Linked DNA regions of Homo sapiens: region 2 is linked to region 1. A link is an interaction called in ENCODE POLR2A ChIA-PET data of the cell type or tissue named here. Cell type or tissue: MCF 10A. All regions are shown on one strand. Links, peaks and the distances in the headings refer to the core of each region. The heading gives the core; the rest is flanking DNA.

Region 1 (4,400 bases), core at 331-4,330:
CTCCCAAATAATCCACTTTCAAGTTTATACCATAAGGTTTGATAGCAGGAGTTCAGGGTCCTTTCCCCGCAATGCAAATTCACTGTGTGTCTGGCTACACTGCCCTGGGTTCCAACTCCTGAGCCTCAGGGGTTCTGAAAACACACAGGTCTCCAAACCTCTTCTTTCTGATCCTTGGGTTACATATTTCCCCAATAAATCTTGTACCATCTGCCTACTCTGAAGTTGTGAAATTCATAGTCATCCATTCTACCAAAGAGTTATAGTACATGCACATATACATACACACAGAATTTACACAAATGTACACATTGTTTCCCTCTTAATTTCTTCCTTTTGCTGGGAGATTAGGTCTGGTGTTCACATTGAATGTATTATTGCTTCTGTAAGCCATGTGGATTGAATTTCTCTCATAATGGATTTTCTGAAAGCAAAAGTATTAATTCCAATTACCTGTTTATTTCTCAAGTGGCAATACCTGCTCTTAACCCAAAGGGCATAATGTTACTGCACAAATATGCCTATCAGCTGAAGATAATATCTCAGGGGAGGTTGCTCAGGAAGTTTCCAGGCCTCCAGATAAGCTCCTTATTTGGGAGGATCCTCCAGACAGCCAGCCTCTGGAGTGCAACCAAGCAGGGATCAGGGGCTAGGGTTTGTTTACACAGATCTCTAATCCCTGAGCCCAGGGTCTCTGGTAGTTTCTTTGTGAAAGCAAGGTTTTTAGTTCACAAACTTGAACCATTGTTACTCAAGCTTGTCTTTGGTCACTCAGTCATCTTTCCACCCAGCATTATATAAATGCTCCTCCAATCATCTGCAAGCAGGAAGGGGTAATGTTAGCTATTGGCTGGGAGTTCCAGATGGTCACTGGGGCAAACTGGAGACCTTTATGGAGTTGAGGAGACTCTTATGGAGTTGAAGGGGCTTGCAGGTATGATTTAAAGAGCAGGAAGTCTAAGGGAGGAGTTCACACCTGTTCTTTATCTTTTGCTAAGAAACCTCCATATTATGGCCATCAGGTAAAGAGGCAGGCCATTTCTCAGATTAGAAAGAACCATTTTCCATAGTAAAGGCAGACCCAATTTCCTCTGAATGGTATGCACTCATAGCATGCCTTCTGGCCATGAGACTTCATGATGAATATTTCAGCCTGCTCATAAGAGCTGGGGAGGATCTATTGGGTATTAATATTTACTATGTACCAGGCACAGTTCTAATTGTTTACAGATTTTAACCCTTTTAATCCACAGGAGAGGAATCTGGCAGAGATATTCTTATTAACCCCATTTGATAAATAAAGAAACTAAGGCACAGGGAGTTAGTAGCCTGCTCTGTGTTTCACGGTGAAAAAGTGTGGCAGAGGCAGGATTTGGACCCAAACAGTCTGGCTCCAAAGTCCAGGCTTCACGGGGGCACATACTGCCCTTCCAGACATCTCTGTCCCCTCAGGGTGACCCCCAACTTATCCTTCCAAGTCCGTCTCCCTACTCCTCTGTAGTAAAACTGGAGTATTCACTCTTTTCTGAACAAAATCTGTTTTCCCCACCTGTGTGTCCTCTCATGCCCATCTCCACACCCCATTCCCACCTGTAAATCTCTCATCAGTTTTGGGGAGAGTCCATCTCAAAGATACTATCAAAACAAAAGAAACTAACATTTGCTAAGCTCCTGTTACCTTTTGGGTTTTGTGCTGAGGAAACTCACATAAAATATTTTATTTAATTGTCAGTCTAACTCTTTGACATAGGATAATTTCCTCATTTTCCAAATAAGAAAAAGCTCTCAGATGAGTACCCTGCTCAGCTGTAAAGAGCAGTACTGGGCTGACTGCAGCTGTCCACAGTGGTGCCTTAAGCATTAAGGGTGTCCTCCCTTTAGCTTGGTCCTCCCACGTAGCACTTTGTGCAGCTCTCACGACACTTCTTTGTACCTTATAGGTATTTGTGGAATACTCCTATAATACGACTTCTGTAGCAGGAATTGTATCATGCTCCTTTCTTCCCTGGGGTGTCCAGCCTAGTCCTTTGTACCTAGGCTAATTAATAAGTATCTGTGTAACTGAATGAAACTGGATGGAGGATTAGGGAGGCAGGCATTGTGGAGGAGACAGGCTCAGTCTTGCCAGCTTCAACACTTCTTCCAAGTTCCTAAATAATGAGCTGTCAAGTTTCCTTGAGTTGCTAAGCCTTTTGGGAAGGAAAAAGTGAACTGAAACAAGCAGCTACGTGCCTCAATCCACCAGAATAGGAAGCTCCTGCTTTCAGACATGACGAGTCTCCAAAATATGTGGTGTTAACTCCAATCGCGCACATCTAGCACAACTTGTGACTGCACAGGCGTGTGCAAACGAGCTCAGGAGTAGAGACATTCTAACCCAAATGTGACAGAATACATTAAAACACCACAAAAGCAACTTAACTTGAATATTACATGGCTCCTACAAAAGAAAATAATTTGCCTGGTAACTTTCTTTTATCAAATGCCATGTTTTTACTTAAATGTGTCTATTAATTAGCCTCAGTTTGTTGTATGCCAGTTGTGTAAGTTATTAGCTGAGGAGTGCAAGGTACCATGTCTGTTCCACCATTGCTGGATCCTAAGTTCCTGAAAATGAACAAAACAGGACAAAACAAATATTTCCTTTTCTATTTCTGCTGCCTTCTTCTCTCTCATTCTGAAGCAGGGGGCTGAGAGTTATAAAGATAATCCAGCCATTAAGCAAAAATAGTTTTAAGTACCAGCCCTCTTTATCTTGCTCTGATTCCAAATGGCTGAAAAACAGGAGAGGCTTTAAAATCCATAAAGTTGATGATACAGTTGCCAATAAAGTACTGGAGAAAGAGAAGAAATAACTTAGCTTACATTTTATCCTCTATATAAAAATGGTTATAGGGCAGTCAAGGCAGCATGGCGTGGGAGAAATTGGATTTCAATTGATCAAAAGGCTGGATCATAAATTTGAAAGGGGAAATACTGGATGCAGGGAGACCAGGAGATGAGTTATGGCAGTAGTTTTATAAAAGATGATAAGGACACCCCAAATCAGTGTTAGAAGGAATTATCATTTGGGAGGTGCTGGGAAAGGGTTGGTAGTCAACTGGATGAGGATTGGTGAGGAATCAAGGGCCATTCCCTATCTGACTCTTGGGTGAACAGTATCACCACCAATCGACTCCAGGGTAGCAGGAGGTGGAACAGCTTAGAGTTGCTTGCTGCAGTTTCCTGGTAAAGTAGGGAGCAATGTCACTGGCTACTAATGAGAGGAGAGCAAGTATGTTAGGTTCTTGAGGATAGTGGAGGTCTACAATGGTAACTGAATACAGAGAAGTTACTGACCAAAGGAAACGAAAAGAGAGAAGGGCAGAACCGGAAAACACACACTGGTGGAGAAGTATGACTTTCTAGCAGTGTTCCATTGGCCAGCTGTAAGAAGAGAGAGAGCAGAGTGTGACAGCAATAAATACAGAATAAGCTTCATTAAAGGAGATCTGTCAGATGACCTTGATGTTTACTTGGTCTAACATACTCTTGATTGCCAAAGTCTTTACTGAGATAGTCAGATAATAACTACTCAGGCCAGATACTGACCCACACTATTTGTGTTTTCAACTAATCAGTGTATAAACTAATACATTTAGAGTAATCAACGTGAGAAGGATTTGAGGGAGCTAGGACTGGAAGCAAGGAGACTAGCCAGGGGCAGTCCATGCAAAAGATAAAGTTCTGATCCAATGCAATATTAGTTGGGACATAACTCAGGATTTTATGAAGCCAACAAGAATGTTTTTTGTTTTGTTTTGTTTTGTTTGTCTGTTTTAATGTATGACTGAGTCCCCAAAAGAAAAGTGAAGACATAGCATTTTTTTTATTATACTTTAAGTTTTAGGGTACATGTGCACATTGTGCAGGTTAGTTACATATGTATACATGTGCCATGTTGGTGCGCTGCACCCACTAACTCGTCATCTAGCATTAGGTATATATCCCAATGCTATCCCTCCCCCCTCCCCCCACCCCACAACAGTCCCCAGAGTGAGATATTCCCCTTCATGTGTCCATGTGATCTCATTGTTCAATTCCCACCTATGAGTGAGAATATGCGGTGTTTGGTTTTTTGTTCTTGTGATAGTTTACTGAGAATGATGATTTCCAATTTCATCCATGTCCCTACAAAGGACATGAACTCATCATTTTTTATGGCTGCATAGTATTCCATTGTGTATATGTGCCACATTTTCTTAATCCAGTCTATCATTGTTGGACATTTGGGTTGGTTCCAAGTCTTTGCTATTGTGAATAATGCCGCAATAAACATACGTGTGCATGTGTCTTTATAGCAGCATGATTTATAGTCCTTTGGGTATATACCCAGTAATGGGATGGCTGGGTCAAATGGT
Region 2 (4,400 bases), core at 251-4,250, 210 kb after region 1:
TGTTATTTTGAAATATCCAATAAATTATTTTGAACTGCATTGCCCTATTCTGCTACCAAATACAAGATCTTATTCCTTCTGTCTGTATTTTTGTACCCACTAACCAACCCCTCCCCTCCTATACGCAACTACTTTTCCCAGTCTCTGGTAACCATCATTCTTCTCTCTGCATCCATGAGATCAACCATTTTAGCTACCATGTATGAGTGAGAACATGCAATATTTGTCTTTCTGTGCCTGACAACAATTAAGTCTATTGTCAATGAATGTTACATCTGATTTATACAAATGGGTAAACAATTTTTATAGAGAAAAAATCTTGAGATATAGTATACAATTATCCTGACTTCTAATATACCAAGAATAACAAGTGAAAAGATTCAGTAAGTCTGGAGTAGGGTGTAGAGAGCTGTACTGCTATAACACTTTATAAGTAAGTCTTATGTGCATCCCCAATTGAGAGCTACTAGACTAGAAATACTACATTAAAATTAAAAGAATAAGGTTTCATCCAAGTACAATTTTAAATAATTACTAATATTATTACTGATTATGCAGTGGTTGCCTGAAATCATCAGCTCATTAGACAGGTAAAGCACTACCAGGATTCGTAAGTATAGGAAAACCTGACACAATTATTTCTTAGAGTTTTTATCAGTGTTATTCCTTAGGGTTAAAATATATTGTGGACAGTGAAAATATTGACAAATACCAGGGCTTCACCATAAAACATACAATTTCTGATAAATTAATATTAATAAAATTTTACCTATACAATGTTAGCACAGGGATGGCTAAATGTCTCTCTTGATTTGACAAATCTTCCCATGCAACTCATCAAACAAATCTAGTTAATTTCCAGCATCTCTCTTTTTATAAACTAAAAGAAACAATATCTGTAATTTTCCAGGGGCTATCTGGGAAATCTCAAAGATAGTTTTAGGTATAAAAGATGGCCTGAACGTTTTGTGGGCTTTTTTTTTTCTATATTTAGGACCCCTTTTTTAGAAAGTTAAAAATTTTTTTAATGCCAGAGGAAATTTGGACAGTTGGTTAAGATAGAATCATAGGTGTCTTAGAAACAATACTTGGTTGTCTATTTGATCACAGCAACAATAAGATGTATATAAAAAATAAACATGGATGGTAACAAAATTGAGAACCTTAGCTCTTTCAAAAGTTAGACTGAGGGCACAGCAGGATGGCCAGTAGAAGTCTCCACAGATCATCCTCGCAGCAGAAACACCACCTTTGACAACTATCTACACACAAAAAAAGCACCTTCATAAGAAGAAAAAATCAAGTGAGCAATCACAGTACCTGGTTTTAAACTTCCTATCACTGAAAGAGGCACTAAATAGGGTAGGAAAGACAGTCTTAAATTGCCTAAATTACCCCTCCCCTCTCCCCCTGCAGCAGTCTTACAGCACAGAGAGAGAATCTGTGCACTTGGGGAAGGGAGAGTGCAGTGACTGTGGGACTTTGCATTGGAAATCAGTGATGCCAACACCAGGCAGGACTCAGCCAATGCCCACGGAGGGAGCATTTAGACCAGCCATAACCAGAGGGGAATCATCCATCCCAGGGGTTCGAACTTGAGTTTTGACAGGCCTCCCCACCATGGGCTACAGCGCTCTGGGGTTCTAAATAAAGTTCTAAATAAAGTTGAAAGGCTGTCTAGGCCACCAGTCCTAGTGCTGTGCTAGGTTCAGAGCCAGTGGAGTTGGAGGGCACTCAACCTAGTGAGACACAAGCCAGGGTGGCTAAGGGAGCACCTGCATCATTGCTCCCCCAACCCCAGGCAGCACAACTTGCAGCTCTTAAAGAAACCCCTTCTTTCTGCTTGAGGAGAAGAGAAGGAAAAGAAAAGAGGACTTTGTTTTGCAACTTTGATACCAGCTCAGTCAAGGCAGGAAAAGACACCAGTCAGAGTCGTGAGAGCCCCACTAGAGGACCAAGCTCCCAGATGACATTTCTCGGCATATCCTGGGCTGGGAGGGAACCCACTATCTTGAAAAGAAGAAACCAGTCCTGGCAGTATTCATTACCTGCTGACTAAACAGCCCTTCAGCTCTGAATAATCAGTGGTGATAACCAGGTAGTACATGCTGTGGACCTTGGGTGAGACTCTGAGACATGCTGGTTTCAGGTGTGACCTAGCATATTCACAGCTCTAGTGACTACAGGGAGAGACTCCTTCTGCTTGAGAAAAGTATGAACTCAGCCACAGTGGGGAAAAGTACCAAGTGGGCTCTTGGGATCCCCAATTCCAGGCCTTGGCTCTTTTATGGCATTTCTGGACATACCCTGCACCAGAGGAGGGCCCACTTCCCTGAAGGATGAGTCACAGGCCTGGCAGCATTCACCACAATATGACAGAATAGCCCTTGGGCCTTAAGTGAACATTGGCAGTACCCTGGAAGTACTCCCTGTGGGCCTGAGGTGGTGGTGCACACAGGGAAACATTCCTCTGCCTGGGGTAAGGGTAGGGCAGAGTGGAAAGGACTTTGTCTTGTAGTTTCAGTGCCAGTTTAACTGCAGTAATAATAGAGCACCAGGTAGATTTCTAAAGTTTCCAGCTCCAGGCTGGCTCCAAGATGGCATCTCTGAATCCACCCAAGACTCGAGGGAACTTACTGTCACCCCAAAGAGAAGAACACAATTCTGGCTGCTCCACCACCTGCTGAGTGTAGCACACTAGAGCCTTAAATGAACATAGGTGGTAGCAAAGTAGTGGTTTCACAGTGCCTTGGGTGAGACCCAGTGCTGTATTGGCTTCGGGTCTGACTCAGCACAGTCCCACTGGTAGTGGCTACAGCGGTGCTTGTGTCACACATCCCCCAGCTCCATGCAGCCCAGCACAGAAAGACTTTATTTGTGTGAGAGAGGTAAGGAAAGAGAACAAGAGTCTCTGCCTTATAATTTAGAGAATTCTTCTAGATCTTACCCAAGACCACAAAGCTGGTACCTCTATGAGTCTGCAAGAACCACAGCATTACTGGGCTTGGGGTGACCCCTAAAGCAGATAAGGCTGCAGTAGCCAATAGCTTAGATCACAACACCCAAATCCCTTCGAATACCTGAAAAGCTTTCCCAAGAGGTACAAGTACAAACAAGCCCAGACTGAGAAGACTGCAATAAATACCTAACTCTTTAATGCCCAGACACTGACGAACGTTCAAAAGCATCAAGAACATACAGGAAAACATGACCTCACCAAATGAATTAAATAAGCCACCAGGGGCCAGTCCTGAAGAAACAGATATGTGACCTTTTAGATAGAATTTAAAATATCTGTTTTGAGGAAACTCAAAGAAATTCAAGATAACATGGAGAAGGAATTCAGAATCCTGTAAGATAAATTCAATAAAGATATTAAATTATTTAAAATAATCAAGCAGGAATTCTGGAGTTAAAAATGCAATTGACATACTGAAGAATGCATCAGAGTCTCTAGAAGAATTGATCAGGCAGAAGAAAGAGTTAGTGAGCTTGAAGATAGGCTATTCAAAAATACACAGAGGAAACAAAATAAAAAAGAATAAAGAATGCAGCACAACTACAAGATCTGGAAAGTAGCCTCAAAAGTGGAAATCTAAGAGTTATTGGCCTTAAATAGAAAATAAAGAGAGAGATAGAGGTAGAAAGTTTATTCAAATAACAGAGAACTTCCCCAAACTAGAGAAAGATATCAATATCCAAATATGAGAAGGTTATAGAATGCCAAGCAGATTTAACCTCAAGAAGACTATCTCAAGGCATTTAATAATCAAACTCCCAAAGATCAAGGATAAAGAAAAGATCCTAAAAGCAGGAAGAGAAAAGAAACAAATAACATACAATGGAGCTCCAAAACACCTGGCAGCAGACTTTTCAGTGGAAACCTTTCAGGTCAGGAGAGAGTGGCATGACATACTTAAAGTGCTGAAGGAAAAACACTTTTATCCTAGAATAGTATATCCAGTGAAAGTAGCCTTTAAACATGAGGAGACATAAAGACCTCCGGACAAACAAAAGCTGAGGAATTTCATCAACACAAGAACTGTACTATAAAAAATGCTGAAGAGATTTATTTAATTTGAATGAAAAAGATGTTAACAAGCAACAAGAAATCATCTAAAGGTGCAAAACTCACTAGTAATAGTATACAGGAAAACATAAAATATTATAACACTGTAATTGTGGTATGTATACTACTCATATCTTAAGTAGAAAGGTGAAAAAAATGAACTCATTAAAATAATAACTACAACAACTTCAAGAAATAGAAATATAAATAGAATAAGATATAAATAGAAACAACAAAAACATAAAAAGCAGAAAGGTGAAATTAAAGTGTTGAATTGTATTAGTTTTCTTTTTGCTTATTTGTTACTTTGTTTATGCAATCAGTGTGAAGT

The links. ChIA-PET counts read pairs that join two places held together with the same protein. Peaks named below come from ENCODE experiments on the same cell type or tissue, not always from the same donor. Only the 100,000 strongest peaks of a DNase experiment are listed, where the experiment ranks them.
Region 2: POLR2A ChIA-PET joins it to region 1 with 27 read pairs; 1 of 35 experiments calls an interaction of 5 or more read pairs at or near these places.

What each region holds. Positions count from the first base shown.
Region 1 is chr12:46,700,935-46,705,334 of GRCh38, forward strand. No RefSeq gene overlaps it. Among named protein-coding and RNA genes, the nearest start is that of SLC38A4, 120 kb to the right of the region's middle. In MCF 10A, for the core only: no CTCF peak of the experiment used is centred there; a DNase peak (open chromatin) is centred at 2,187.
Region 2 is chr12:46,906,346-46,910,745 of GRCh38, forward strand. No RefSeq gene overlaps it. Among named protein-coding and RNA genes, the nearest start is that of SLC38A4, 83 kb to the left of the region's middle. In MCF 10A, for the core only: no CTCF peak of the experiment used is centred there; a DNase peak (open chromatin) is centred at 2,366.